Regions from separate parts of the Homo sapiens genome. Here region 2 is linked to region 1. A link is a loop called in an ENCODE intact Hi-C map of the cell type or tissue named here. Cell type or tissue: HepG2. All regions are shown on one strand.

Region 1 (8,000 bases):
TCAGTTTCGTTACAGACTTACTGTGTGGTAACATTACATACTGAGAGACGGAGTAGGAAAGGTGGTTTGTAGTTAGATTGCAGAGGATGAATGAATGGTCTGTACTTCACCAGAGAACAATGGAGAGTCAGTGGAAGTTTAAAGTATAGAAGTAACTCCAAAACATCCAGAGCAATTAGGCAGATGTGTTTAAGGAAGATTATAAGGGGAAGAAAGGATAACATCCAGCCAGTTAGAAAAAGTATTGCAATGGGATAAGGGAAAGGTAATAAGGCAGAGAGAGTGAAAATTTAAAAATAGAAATATGGGACTAGAGCCACTCCTAAGATGCATGGGGTCACAGGCAGTTTTTTTTTTTTTTTTTTTTTTTTTGCAAGGCCCTTCTCTATGTAAACTACCGATCTTTAAAAACTGTTTTACAAAATTTATAGACCTACGTGAAATATAGCCATGTATTGAAGAGGTACATATACATTTGTTAATTGTCTAGTCAATGCATATAGAGATTGTAGTGTTCAGGAAACATTTCTTCATGTTCTTTATTGTCATAGACATTGTTCCTACCTAATTTCTTACCTCCCACTATAATGAAAAGGAGGCAAATTGTTAATACAAAGCCAGAGCTCTTCAAAATCTTTTTTCTATATATTTTTTTTTTTTGAGACAGTCTCGCTCTGTCGCCCAGGCTGGAGGGCAGTGGTGTGATCTTGGCTCACTGCAACCTCTGCCTCCCGGGTTCAAGCAATTCTCCTGCCTCAGCCTCCTGAGTAGCTGGGATTACAGGCATGTGCCACCACGCTTGGCTAATTTTTGTATTTTTAGTAGGGATGGGGTTTCACCATGTTGGTCAGGATTGTCTCGAACTCCTGACTTCATGATCTGCCCACCTCAGTCTCCCAAAGTGCTAGGATTACAGGCGTGAGCCACTGTGCCCAGACAGAATCTATTTATATTGAAACAATATTGCCCTTCTTGCTACTGGTTTCCTAGCACCATTTATTTAATGCTGTTAGATCATTATTTAAGATGCTGTACCATCCATTGTGCTTCCTGAGAATAATGGATTCCAATGATAATCTCAAATATTGTTACTGTTCTTTGTTAATGGTGCAAATTTCAGTTAGTTTGTGGGAAAATGTTAGCAATAAGTCGTGTCCTGGTCATTTTAAATTACCATTTGGATTTTATACTATAAATGTAGAACAATTTGTCCTTCAACCATACTTTTCTCTTGAATTCTTTATAATAATTTTATTCTTGGAATGTGATTTCTTTCAAACTTCCTTTTGCATGAACAGCAATCGAAAAGACAAATAAGAAGCTCATGGACAGATCAAGAATAGTTCTTCCATTCCTGCAAGAAATATACATCCCTCATCTACATTGGCTTAAGACTGTCTCAGGAGAAGACAATGTCTCCACCTTGATCACAAGCAAGAAAGGATGTCAGTCAGAAAGGTTTGTTGGCATTGTAGAGCAGTAATCTTGAAAGCCTTCAAATGTGTCAGGTACAGCCATCCCAGAAGATCTCTGACTTGGAGCACCAAGCTGTAGATGGATGGAGGGACCACCCTGAGTGCCAGCAGTGGAAGACACACAGGGAGAAGGGGGCTGCCACCATTCCCACTGCAGCGCCATGATCAGAACAGGCATAAGTGAAAGCCAATGCATGGCTCACACACATTTTGGTGTTGGGCCAGAGGCCAGAATTCATCTTGTGTATTTCATGGGTAGGAATAACTCAAAATCAGTTCATCAGCATCATTCTTGTAGCCAAACTTGTATGATTTCATGAAAGAAATATCATGCTAACTGGCAGGAGTGATATCTTCCCTAAGGTGACTCCAAATTCAGAAGTCCTGAAGTTCCTTAGGGCATTGTGTTGATTCCTGGCAAATGAGGGTCAGATAATGCACTGTGGGGAGAAATAGGGAGCTGGTACCATAGGGGCCCTCTACAGGGCTTGGGTCACCTCCTGGAATAGCACTAATAGTTGCAGACAGCTCCAGGAACCAAAGGGAGACTTACAGAAAGTTGAGGAGGCCACTGTTAAGCACGAGGCTCTGCTGTATGGGACCCAGAGCAGGAGTCCCACTTGCCCAGATGGAAGGGAAGCACTTTGAGGAACATAAGGTATGAGTAATAAGCTCTGAAGATTGCACACAAAGTGGAGAGAGAGACATTGAAGATGGCATCAAAGTTGTGATCCTGCATACTGAATGATCTGTAATGCCATTGGTCAGGTGCTGCACTTGCCTTCTGAACAGTCCTGTAGGCCATTTGTACCTCTGAGACCTTTCAACAAAATGAAAGAAAATAAATAGGACCATGCTAAATTACTTGACCTCTCTGCATCTCCATTTTTATCTGCAAAATGGAAAGAATAAGGTTTTACATGTCTATTAAGACCATTGAGATAATATTTGTAAATCACTTAGAACAGCCCTGGCACAAAGTAAGTACTATTTAAGTGACTGATAAATATATGTTTTACTTTTTCCAAACCTTCCTTACCGTATAAACAATGTAAACAAGGGTGCTAAAGAATCTCGCAGTTTACCAGAATATTAAAGCCTCAACATACAACTACCTTATCCCTCTAGAAGCTCCTTCTTTCTTCTTTTGAGAAGGGGAACAATTAGAAACAGAATTTTGTCCTGCTTTAAATATTGGTCTTCAGGTACATTTTAATCACATCCCATTAATGCTGTAGCTAAGAGCCAAGTTCAAATGTTCGATATCCCTTGCTTTCAAAGGCCTCTACTGTTACAATACAAATCAAGAGATTTGGTGTACCATTTGTGCCTGTAGCAGAAAATGATGAGCTAAGATTTTTTTTTCTTCATCTACCATAGCATCAGTTCTATTTTACCTTAAAGAGTACACATATTTAGATATCTGTCTGCCCTTGTTAGACTGTAAGTTTCTTGTTGTCTGGGGCTATGTTGTTTTCATCTCTCTATTCCTCAGCAGTGGATAGCACAGTGTTTACACAAAGTACCTATTCACTGGCTCTTTGCTGAGCAAACTGATTCAGGAAAAACACACAAATGACACATGTGTACAAATACTTTCAAGTCAATGAATAACTAGATTCCTTATGAAAAACCAGAAACAATCTGCTTGAGGGTATGTGGCTGGGCCCTTCAGCTGTGACAGTGTCTGAATCACCTGTTTTGTCTGAAGACTAAACTTTTAACCTCAGCCCCACAACTCAGCCCAATGTAACGATGTAAATGAAGCCATGTGGTCGAGCAGTTCTAACAAATAGCAGTGCTATTTCTTCTGTTGCCTTAAACACTTAAGTTTCATATGACTGCAGCGTTAGAATGATTTGAAATATGTTTCCAAAGGCTTGCCTCTGCCTTCTTTGGAAATAAGTCATACCCAGCTGCAGTTCCTGCCACATCATAGTATAAATGAAACACATTTAACTTTGTTTTCTATTAGCATTGAAAACCTGAGTTCTGAATTCTGACCAAGCATCAATAATATCAGAGAGAGTTAAAGCAGAAAAGACCTCAGAAATCAGCTCATATAGTTCCTCATTTTTCCTGCTAAAGATCCACTGACAAAGAGGCATGGTAACTGGTCTACTTATCTATATAGCTCAGCAAATTACATGCAAGGAATGTGCAGATGACAAAAAATGGATATTTAGTTTATACATTATATATAGAATTTTAATCTGGGGGATAAAATTGTTAACTTTGGTTGGTTTCTGACATCCTATTCTCTCCTGGTTTTCCTCCAACTCCTTGGCCTTATTTTCTGAGTTTGCTTCCTCCCTTCTAGTGTCCTATAAATGCTGATGTTAGGGGCATGTGTATTTTTTTCTATTCTTGCTCTGCCTCCCTCTTTCCTGTGGAGCCCATCTACCCCACTGGCTTCACTAACAACTGTACTTTAACGACTTCCAAACATCTAATTTCAAGCCCAGAACTTCCTCCTGAGCCACAGACTCTTCTGCCTTGAGAAAACATCTCTACTTGACTATCTTCAAATACATCACATTCAAGATATAGTGAAAAACCTTTAACAAATGGCACTGTGAATTCTCACAATTTGACACTGGCCTTCTTCTAGGTTCATACTTCATCTCTTTTCCCTTCACACCTACCCTATCATTCACAACTAACTGCTTGCATGTCTTTAAACGCAGGGTATCCTTATACTTCCCACTTCTTTGCATTTGGTACACCTTCGGCCTGGAAGCCTCTTGTGCCTCCTTTGCCTGGTGAAATACCATTCAACTCTCCAAGCACATCTCAAAAGCCATCTGCTCCAAGGAGTCTCCATGCCTTCCAAATCTCTGTTGGTACTTCTCTCATGTCTCACCTGTTATCTTTGATCACTTGGTTAAGGTAGTGTTAGCCAGCTTTCTTCACTGTAAAGTTACTATTATTCCCTTTATATCTAAGAATTATGAACAGTGGGATACTTTGAGACTACATCAACAGCCTGTTGGTTGTAAAACTTTAACCTACCACTTTTACTCTCTGCTGATGATTTTCTAATACCTTCATTCCTTCTATACTTTAATGGCATTCTCTTTGCTCCCATTGACTTATTTTTCATTGACTTATTTATAACAGTATGGATTAACTGATTCTTATTTTGTTCAATGAGTTATAATTCATTATATTATTATTTATCTTGATGCTAAAATTATCGCTGATCTGCTCAGTGGGAGCCCCTTCAAATTGGCCCCTTTTTCCTTTTGACATTCCCCCATTATTTATTGAGCACTTCTTTATATTCTTACACAAAGAGATATTCTAGATTTATTCTGTACTTTCTCTTGCATAGTACTGGATTCACCATTTCTCCAAGTTTTTCAGAAAATCAGCTTTGCTGAGTCATAATTCACATACAATAAAATTTACCAATTTTAATTGTACAGTCCAATGTGTACGCAGTTTTGTAACCATGGCCCGAGTCAAGTCATTTTCATGGCTTGTCCTGTACCTTTTTGCCGTTAATCCTCCCCACTCCTTGGCTCCTGGCAAAAACTGATCTGCTTTCTGTCACTATAGTTTGTAGAATTTTAGGTAAATTGTATCATAGAGTACCCGATTTTTGTGTCTGGCTCTTTCATTCAGCATAATGCTTGTGAGATTTGTCCATGTTCTTGCATACACCAGTGGTCTGTTCCTTTTTCTTGATGAATAGTATCCTGTTATATGGACATATCTCAATTGGTTCAAGGTTATTATGAATAAAAATGCTATGCACATTCACATACATGTCTTTATGTGGACATAGGTTTTTAGTTTTCTTGGTAAGATATATATGGCAAGTGATTGTTTAACTTTCTAATAACTATCCTAACTTCATCCACACTGACTGCCATTTTGCATTCCTACCAGTGACATATGAGAATTCCAGTTGCTCCATACCCTAGCCAACAATGGGTATTGTCGGTCTTTTTAAGTTTAGGTATTCTAGTGCATGAGTCAGGATATTTTACTGTCATTTTAATTTGCATTTTCCAAATGATTAATAATATTGAGCATCCTTTGCTATCTTTATTTTTCTATTAGTATATGTTCTTTGGATAAGTGTACATCCAAATCTTTGCCTATTTTTTAATTGAGTTGTTTCTATGCTTGCTATTGAGATTAAGTATTCTGTATGTATTATGGGTACAAATCCTTTATCAGACATGTGTTTTGAAAACATTGTCTTCCAACAGTGTGGTGATTCCTCAAGGATCTGGAACTAGAAATACCATTTGACCCAGCCATCCCATTACTGGGCATATACCCAAAGGATTGTGAGTCATGCTGCTATAAAGACACATGACACCTGTGTTTATTGAAGCACTATTCATAATAGCAAAGACTTGGAACCAACCCAAATGTCCAACAATGATAGACTGGATTAAGAAAATGTGGCACATAGGCCAGGCACGGTGGCTCACGCCTGTAATCCCAGCACTTTGGGAGGCCGAGTGGGTGGATCATGAGGTCAGGAGATCGAGACCATCCTGGCTCACATGGTGAAACCCCATCTCTACTAAAAATACAAAAAATTAGCCGGGCATGGTGGCAGGCGCCTGTAGTCCCAGCAACTCAGGAGGCTGAGGCAGGAGAATGGTGTGAACCCGGGAGGCGGAGCTTGCAGTGAGCCGAGATCGCACCACTGCACTCCAGCCTGGGCGAGAGTGAGACTCTGTCTTAATAAAAAAGAAAAGAATATGTGGCACATATACACCATGGAATACTATGTAGCCATAAAAAACGATGAGTTCATGTCCTTTGTAGTGACATGGATGAAGCTGGAAACCATCATTCTGAGCAAATTATAGCAAGGACAGAAAACCAAACACTGCATGTTCTCACTAATAGGTGGGAATTGAACAATGAGAACACTTGGACACAGGGTGGGGAACATCACACACTGGGGCCTGTCATGGGGTGGGGGAGTGGGGAGGGATAGCATTAGGAGATATACCTAATGTAAATGACAAGTTAACGAGTGCAGCACACTAACATGGCACATGTATACATATGTAACAAACCTGCACGTTGTGCACATGTACCCTAGAACTTAAAGTATAATAAAAAAAAAAAAAAAGAAAACATTGTCTTCCAGTCTGTGGCTTACTCACCATTTTCAAAACCATAACTTGCGAAGGGAAAAAATTTTGATTTTGATAAAGTTTAAATTATCCATTTTATTTATTGTTTATGTTTATTTATATTTTTGATGTAGAGTTTTGCTCTTGTTGCCCAGGCTGGAGTGCAATGGCACGATCCTTTCGGTGGAGGAAGGAGGACTGCAACCTCCACCTTCCAGGTTCAAATGATTCTCCTGCCTCGGCCTCCCAAGTAGCTGGGATTACAGGCGCCCGCCACAACGCCCAGGTAATTTTTGTATTTTTAGTAGAGATGGGGTTTCATCATGTTGGTCAGGCTGGCCTCAAACTCCTGACCTCAGGTGATCCACCCACCTCAGCCTCCCAAAGTGCATTTTACAGGCGTGAGCCACCACGCCCAGCCCATTTTATTTATAGTTCACAATTTTGTGTCCTAAGAAATCTGTCTCACAAGTCCTTGTTGTGTTATTTTAGTGGTTGCTTTAAGTTTACAGTATACATCTTTAACATACCACAGTCTGCCTTCCAATAATATTTATAACAACTTATATGTATTATGAGAAACTTCCAGCAGTGTACTTCCATTTCCTCCCTCTTCTCTTTTGTGCTATTGTTGGCATATATTTCAACTTTACATATGTTATAAGCCCTGCAATACATTATTATTATTTTTGCTTTAGTCAAACCATTTGATGAGATTAAACATGAGAGCAAAATATTTTTATACATGGATACATGCATGGTTACCACTTCTGCAGGTTTTTACTCCTCTGTGGAGATTAAAACTTTCATCTAGTATCATTTTCTTTTTAGTAGAAAAAAAAGACAACTTCCTTTAACATTTCCCATAGAGCAAGACTGCTGGCTATGAATTCTTTCCTATTTGGTTGGTCTGAAAAAATCTTTATTTTGCCTTCAATTTTGAAAGACATTTTTTCTAGGATAGAAATCTAGGTTGGAAATATTTTACTTTAGCTCTTTATAAATGTTATATTGTCTTCTTTCCTGTGTGTTTTCCTAGAGAGATGTGTTGGAACTCTTCTAAATAATTCAGTATTGTACTTATTAGATTCAGTCAAGTGGTAGGGTAGCAGAGAAGAAAAGCTCAGACATGGATGAGGCATCCATATCTGAAGTATCTACGTTAGTAAACATAAGGGTGATGAGAAATTGGTTTGTAAGTCTGGGGAAAGTGGAGTGACTGAGACATACAATAACTTTTTTCTTCTGCTGCAGTCTCGAGTCTTAAAACTTCTCTTCCCAAGGGCAGGCCTTCTCACTGAGTAACTAAGTATAACTCTCAGTGTACATGGCAAGAATGAACTGCTGGGTGCGGTCACTCACGTCTGTAATCCTAGCACTTTGAGAGGCCAAGGTGGGTGCATGGCTTTAGTCCAGG
Region 2 (8,000 bases), 110 kb after region 1:
CACATGGTAGACTGCACAAGCACTTGGCCAAAGCACAGGAACTAGGCCGGTTCACACTGAGGTGTATGAAGCTTCATGCAGAATGCTGTGTTTTAACACACATATATCGTTCATTTATTTGCAGAGAAGTCCTCTAGAAATCATTGTCCATTTCCACCGTGTAGGATTAAGAGTAGCATATAATTTAGGGTTACGAAAATGTGTAGAAAACATGCCAGGCAGAAGAAAGGACCTGTTATTCTTCAGCAGTGACCCAGGGCAGGTTGAAGGGCAGAGCCATTTCCTACTGGCTTCCCACCACATCACCTTCCTCTCTTTCCCTCTGGGCAACTCATGTGCACTTTGGGAGTTCTTCCCAACCTACATCTCAAAACTCCAAAAACGTGCAGAATGTGGAGTACAAGAGAGGAGATTTGGGCTAGAAGAATTTCAAGTACTCAGTTTCTAAGTAATGTTACGACATTGTATTTCCTTATTTCAAATAAGACACATTCCTATCTCTAGGGTCCCCTTGGTACCATTTGATAAATTGCTCTGCTGGCCCCAAATAGTCCTACAATTCGTTTTTACATGTCAGCTTTAATGCTGTGATTTCAATACCGCTAGCCCTTATGTTTTGCCAAATGATACAGGCCTGTACATTTGTGGTTTAACTCAGCCTTGTGTTTATTTCCATTGTTGGCACTATTTAAATGGTTACATTAGCATTCAGATTTAGAAGGAAAGCAAATTAACCTTATCTTTATGGTTAATGACTACCACTGTGCCCTTGTTTCAGATATATCTGGAAATGAGGAGAGTGATTCTTTTCTAGTCTTCCTTCAGAAAGTTGATACTGTAATTGAGAGCCTAGCTAATAGTAACTGTTGGTGTGGAAAGCTGGGCTTTGTGCTGGGTCAGCTTTTGGTCAGCCTTCTGTTCAACAGAAGAGACCCCAGTCTGGTGGGCAGACAGCTTGTGTGGCCATGGATGGCGTGTTGAGAGATGGGAGCTTTCAAAGCACAGCTTTCCTAAAAGAGATGAAAAGAGATTAAATGCTGTGTAGGCCTGTAAGATATATAGCTGCAAACTGAGTTTCATTTACAGTTATATATAGTACTCAGGGCACTTCCATAGACAATAGATAACAAAATCCAAGAGTATGTTCATCACCTCTTTGGACACAAAGCCCCTTAAAAAGAATGCTTGAGGACTTGCTGCTAGTAAGGGGAGGTTCTGCATGCTTACTCCCTTTCCAAACTTACAGGTAAGCTGTGGAAAATTACATGGATTGGAGAAGCCATTGCCCACAATGAAAAATAACCTAAAGTCACTCCACCGAACTGAGAGACCAGGAGTTACTCTGCAGAGAAGTAGTCAGCATTCAAGAGATTTGGGAATGAGAGAGACAAGAGAGAGGAGGCAGAACAGAAGGACCTACGTTGTAGGATTATTTGGAAGATTTAATAAGCTGATACGTGAAGAATGCTTAAAATACTGCAAGGAAGGAATACTCAAAAAATGTTATCTATTATTACTATTATAATTATTTCACAAGGATCCATGTAAGCAATGAAGAAACTGAGACTTTAAGAAGGGAAACAATTGATATTGTAGTTGTTTTCTGTCTCTGCTATGAACTTCCATTGTCTAAGAGCCTCAGCTCCAGACCCCTGTTGCCTAGCCCAGAGCCTCCAGCCTCAGAGCAAGCACACAGAGAAGGAAGGATGGAAACACAATGCCCTCAGCACTTCCACTTTCATTGATCTACAGTCCTGGGTCCCTGTTCTTTTAGGATTTATGCAATATTTTTTCCTGAAATCCATGACATGTCATAATATACAAATCCAAATTATTGGTAAATTGGAAATCTGCTGCTATTAGTAAGGTCTTGAGCCTTGTATTAGTATTTGAAATCACACTGCAGGTTGAAAGTTAATTAGAAAAAGAAATTTATGTAAGATATATAGAAAATCATATATTTGTATACACCTCCCTTATAAAAATTCAGTCAAAAGAGGTCAAAAGAGAAGTTTGTGAAGCATTTGAATAGAGCTTCTTTTTATCTTTTTTTCTCTCTCTCTTTCTTTCTTTCTCTCTCTCTCTTTTTTTTTTTTTTTAGAGTCATGGTCCCAGGAGGGAAGAACTCCTGGACTCAAAGTGATCCTTCCACCTCAGCCTGCAGAGTAGTAGTCTCACATTTGTTGTCAGTGTTTTCACACGGGTTGTTTTCAGTAACCTATTCCCATATTTCTTTCTTGGAGAGACCATTCATTTTCCAGAGTAGCCTGGAATACAGGCACATACCACCTCATCTAGGTTTTGAATGAAGCCTTTAAAAACTAAATAAATAAGAGAAAGAAGCAAAATACCAAAACAAGATGTGATTTCTGGAAAGTTCCTTGCTAATCAGTGTCCAAAAACCGGAACAGCTCTGGCTTAAGGGGCAAAGACTGATTTCCCTCAAAATGTGAACAAATGGTGCCACCCCAATTCAATGTGGAAGTCTGGGGGCCTCTGACTTCCTTTGGAGGATCCTGAGGAAATGTCATCAAATAATGCAAAGGTTGCCTTTGGCAGGATACTAACATTCCATTTACATCACAAAAGTCCACCTGATCCCAATCCAACCAGCAAACCACTCTCAACCCTAGGAAAACCAGAAAACAAAAGGATTTGAAAGAACCAATGTCTAGGCGGCATTTCCTAGAAAATCTGCAAAGATTAAATGCTTTCAACTAATTGGAAACCAGCCTGTTCCCAGATTTGATCTCCTTGGCTACATTTTCCAAATCACCCTGTGATGTATCCTTCTTCAGATTAGGAATCTGCTTTAATTTTCTACAGCCTTAGCTTTGATTGAAAAAATAAGGTTAGAGAAAGGGATAAATTAGATTCTTTTATGTTGTTGTTGCTGTTTTCATGAGAATATTTTTGTCTTTTATCTAGGAGTATGGTCTCTAGGACCCTTGGCATACTCTCATTTTCCAGTTCAAGGAACATCAACTCATAGCTCCATTAAAAAAAAAAATACAGGCACTGAAATTGGCCACGGTAGGGAAATTACACAGCCTAAAGACCATCTTTAGATGTAGGAGGTTTTCTATGAAAGAAATGTATCTACTGGTGATTTATAAACAAATAAGGCAAAAGGGTGCTAATCTGGAAATTCTGCTCTGTCACCAATAATTGTTCATGGCTATTCAGTCCACTGCATTGCCAATCTTGTGTAGGTAGAAATTTCCCACGATGTCAAAGACCTGTCAGTGGCACCACGTTAAAATCAAGACTCATCCAAGTAGCAGCTGATTCCCTTTTTACTGCTTATGTACGGTTCATTTCCTTCCCCGAGCCAAAGTGCCAAAGTCAATTTTCCCAGCTCATCTCCATCAGATCACAAGCTCTCCTTTGTCTCCTTTCTGGCTCCACTGAGCTCAGGCAGAGAAATCGATTCTCAAATTACTCCAACGATAAAATCTTTTTTCTGCTGGTAATTCTAGTGAAGTCTCACATTTGTTGTCAATGTTTTTGCACGTGTTGTTTTCAGTAACCTATTCCCGTATTTCTTTCTTGAAGAGACCATTCGTTTTTCTGTGCTTTTCTTCTTCTCCAAACCTCCCTTCACCTTTGAAATATATAACACATATTTCAAACAAGGGAATTTGATAAAAGAAATTTGATTATTCGGTGATGGCATAATTTAGAAGCTGATAAAAGAAAAACTTCAGACAAAACACATATAACAGAGTTTATTTAAGCAAAGAACAATTCATGAGTCAGGCCACCCTCAGAACCAGGAGAGGTTCAGAGAGCTCTTCTCTGCAACACAGGCAGTGAGTATTTAGAGAAAAGAAAAGGCTGAAGAAAGCAGAAACAAGGAACAACAACAACAAAAACAGTTCGGTCATTTCAAAGTAACTTCTCTTGTAAAGGTTATAGCAGAGGGTACTAGGGAACTTCCTTGTCATATTGGCTAAGACTGGCTGGTTTGGGAATTTGGCTACTCTCTCCGTCTGTTTATCCCTCCTTCTTTCCTGATTCCTGGGAAGACCAGACAAACAATTTCATTTCGGCTTAGTGACATGGAACTCTTTAGCATGAGTGACACCATTTGGTTTGGCCTACTTGGACCTAGTACAGAAGCACAGTCCAAATCAATGGCCTCCTATAAATGTTTTTTAAGAAAACCAAATAGGAATCAGTGAGGCACCCAGAGATTAGCAACACAGTAAACCACTACCACTCAAGGGTGGACACAGGATTGTCAGATCCCGAAAGCCAGCAAAACTGGAGCCACAGCAGCTTGTCCAGCAGGATATGGAGTCATGAAGGAGATAGAACCACTCCCGGAAATATTAGAGCAAGGGTGAGATACCCTGGCTCCTCTCTCCCACCCTCCAATCTCCCATCAGCCTCTTCCTAGCTGAACTCAGCTGGAAGCCTGAAAAATGCAGTTTACAAGGTCAGTTTATCCGTCATGCACAAAGAGGAGCAAGCAATGCATGTGAGAGCAAGAGGCTGGAAACTGACTGTCCCAGTCCCTAAAGCTCCACCTACCTAGACATAAAGGACATGCCTCAAAGCTCTCTTCCAACATGATCACTCCAAACATTGAACTAAAGTCAGAAATTGACCTTAGAACTAGACCAGGCCCCTTTTGACTCTAACATTCCATTGATTATTCATGTCTAAGACATGAACAAGTAGCCCTTGTTCATGTCGCCTATGCAAGAACACCTTTCATTTGGCATATTTACTGTCCTGTGCTGATCATATATTCCTTCGAAAAATATTTTCTTAGAATCTCCTAACCACAGTAATAGGTACTGTGGGAAAGAGAGAAGATGACAAGGGAGATTAGATAGTCCAAATAAATGACTAATGTAGGGTAATGGTTCACAAGATATCAAAAAGCAGTCGATGAGGAAAGCCAAATGAGCAGAATATACCATCAGAGGGCAAGCCTGGAAAAGAAGTTTTGGAAGAAGTGGGATTTTTGCAGGTTGTGGAGGATGCGTGGTATTTGGTTTGGCTGGGAATAGCAGTTCAGAAAGAAGTGCAGGCACCACGATTTGGAGGCAGAAATACACACATAATTCAACACCAGGAGCACACTATCATAAAGGGGAACAGGTTTATTTCTCAGATTCGGGGAATACTTGTTGAGATTCTTCTCTCTTTGGCCAAATGATTTTGATATGATAATCATGATGCCCTTTCAGTTGAGGTATTATTTGGTAGCATTTTGTTTATTAAAGCAAGCATGCCATAAGGCTTTCCAGTAAAATAGGGGCAGGTAGTATAAGACTGCAGTGGTTCTGGCTTTCCTTAATTGGGAAGAATTCAGTAATTTTTTAGACTTCCTGTTCTATTATTCAAATGTCACTGATTGACATGACATTTTAGAAAATTTTGCCCACAAATTCATCTGTTTTTACCTTATCTTATTTCCCCCTTCTTTAAAAGTCAACCTGCTTCCAGATATTAACATCTCCACAATACTTACGTTGTGCTAGGCTCTTGGCCAGTGGCAAGTACCTGGTTATATAATGATGATTTAAGTTCAATGTAACTAGAAGAACATGGCTATATTTACATCCTAGAGAAAACAGTCCTACATGGTGGTGAATATTTTGTGTCTTTTTTTTTGTTACACATTTACTTTATTCCTGATATCCAATACATAATCATTTAAGAATATTTACTGAGCAGATTAAATCAATGTGAAATATCGCCAAATCCAGTAGACACTATCCCGTATGTATTTTATGTGGCAATTCTGCAGCATTTGCACCTGTTGACCTTTCTCCTCTAAAGATGCTTCCCTCTTGGCTTCTGACACCATAGCCTAAGGGGTTCTCCTGTACTCTCTAGCCATTTGTTCTCAGCATTCTTCAAGGTCTCTCCTCTCTCTACTTGTATCTTAAATGGTGCACCCCAGGGATCTGGTCTTAGGGCTCTCCTCATCTTACCTTACACACCTCTCAAGGGACCCCACTCTCCACCCATGACTTCAACAACCCTTGCACACACTTATGACCCCCAAATTCGTAGCTCAAGCCCCAACTTTTCTCCTAAGATCCTTGCCAAAGTAGGCAACTGGTTTTGGGGTATCTTAAGCTGAATAGTAATTGAATGTCACAAGTAAGCTCTGTAGATTATACATCCTAAATATTTCTTTAACCCATCCATCTTCTTTATTCTCACCGTCATCATATTAATTAATTATCACTTTTTGCCTGCCTTTCCTGTTTCTTGTTTCTTGTTTCCCTCTCTCCAACCTTAATCTCTGTTAGTCTGACTGCTCCTAATCTTTGTGAAATTCAATGGTTATTTTATTCCTCTGAAATATTATGCTTTAAAACTTATGTAGCTGCCCCAAACTCCCCACCTCAACATTGCTGGGGTCTAGAGTAAGAGTAGAAATGGAGGTGCACATATTATGTACCTAAATATTTGAAATCTATAAATCCAGCTAACAAGCCATTAAATATGTTCTTTTTTTATCTTGAATAAACTTTCATAATGTGAAACGCTTGTTTCAGATTTAGCCTTCTCAGGCTCTGCAATGTTCTTTGCCAGTACTTGGCTGCACACAATGAGCCATCCCTAACCCAGAGTCCTCTTCCTTTATCCTCTCACCCCTGGCTTCATCCAGCACGTCAGGTGACTCATGTCCATATGTAGATATCCCGGTCTGCAATCTCACCCTCTGCCCACATTCCCCACAAACAGCTCTCCCTTCCCCACCCTTCAGGCCTAGCAGGTGCACACAAGTGTCCTCAGGAGGACAAGTCCAGGAAAGAGGCTGTGCAGAGTTAGAATTCCAGGATCCCAGGTATTCTGACCATGACCCAAAGGAAGGGTAACATGCTGTGGATGAATATATGCTCTGAGCCTTGCAAACTTCTCACCTCGTGTAGAAGGGACCTGATGAGACTCTGTAACATGATTTATACTTTATTTGAATTGTCTATTTCCTTATCTATCCCTCCCATTACACTGTGAGCTACTTAAAGGGACCGTGTCTTTCTTCTTTTTAATACTAGATCTTTTCTTTGGTAGTCTTCAAACTAGATTACACATATCTCTGGGGATACACAAAGATTGTCTAGGGTAAATGCAAGCACCTATATAATAATTTCAAGGGAATCAATTTTCAGTTGTTCAACTTTCATCTGCAGCATTTGCCCCTGCTTTTTCCTAAATCTTTTTCCTAAAATTAATCTGCCTGATAATTCACCAGTGTTTTTCTTTTTCTTGTGCCCTTCCACAGATGCCCTTCTCCTTTTTTACCATATAGAAACATACCCTTCTACCATCCCAAACCTTACTATTATGCATCATCCCAAGGAAAAGGTTAGTATATTACTCCAGGAAGTCAAGCAATGTTTGTCAATTTCCATAGTGTAAATATGCAATTTAAAGCTGCCACCATGCTATGGAATAATTTGTTTCCCCCTAAAATTCACCTGCTGAAGCCCTAACCCCCAGTGGCATTTGGAGATGGGGCCTTTGGTAAGCAATTAAGTTTAAATGAAGTCATAAAGGTGGGACCATCATGAAGGGATTAGTGCCCTTCTAAGAAAAATGAAGTCATAAAGGTGGGACCATCATGAAGGGATTAGTGCCCTTCTAAGAAAAGACACCATTGAGCTTGCTTCCACTCTCTGCCATGTGAGGACATAGCAAGAAGGCAGCTGTGTGCAAGTCAGGGAGAGAGCCCTCACCAGGAACCAAATCAATTCCTAGTCTGGTACTTCCCAGCCTCTGGAACTGTGATAAATAAATGTCTGTTGTTTAAGCCACTGATCTGTGGTGTTTTGTTACTGTAGCCCAAGAAGACTGAGACACTATGCTGGCTGATTTCAAGCTACCAATGTGATGTCACTTAACTCAGAGTTAAGAAGTCATAGCATAATTAACTCTTGCAAATTTACACACAACTGGCTATATTAAAACAAACATAAATAGGAGCGTTTTTAATAGCCATGTCAAGTACTCCATAACACAATGCAGGG

The links. Hi-C counts contacts between places; a loop is a spot of excess contacts. Peaks named below come from ENCODE experiments on the same cell type or tissue, not always from the same donor. Only the 100,000 strongest peaks of a DNase experiment are listed, where the experiment ranks them.
Region 2: a loop joins it to region 1, with 3.0 times the contacts of the local background. A loop is called at or near these places in 1 of 110 quality-filtered maps.

What each region holds. Positions count from the first base shown.
Region 1 is chr5:82,630,912-82,638,911 of GRCh38, reverse strand. No RefSeq gene overlaps it. Among named protein-coding and RNA genes, the nearest start is that of MIR3977, 210 kb to the left of the region's middle. In HepG2, no CTCF peak of the experiment used is centred here; a DNase peak (open chromatin) is centred at 3,071.
Region 2 is chr5:82,518,426-82,526,425 of GRCh38, reverse strand. No RefSeq gene overlaps it. Among named protein-coding and RNA genes, the nearest start is that of RPS23, 240 kb to the right of the region's middle. RefSeq lists an enhancer at 2,290-2,827. In HepG2, no CTCF peak of the experiment used is centred here; a DNase peak (open chromatin) is centred at 4,605.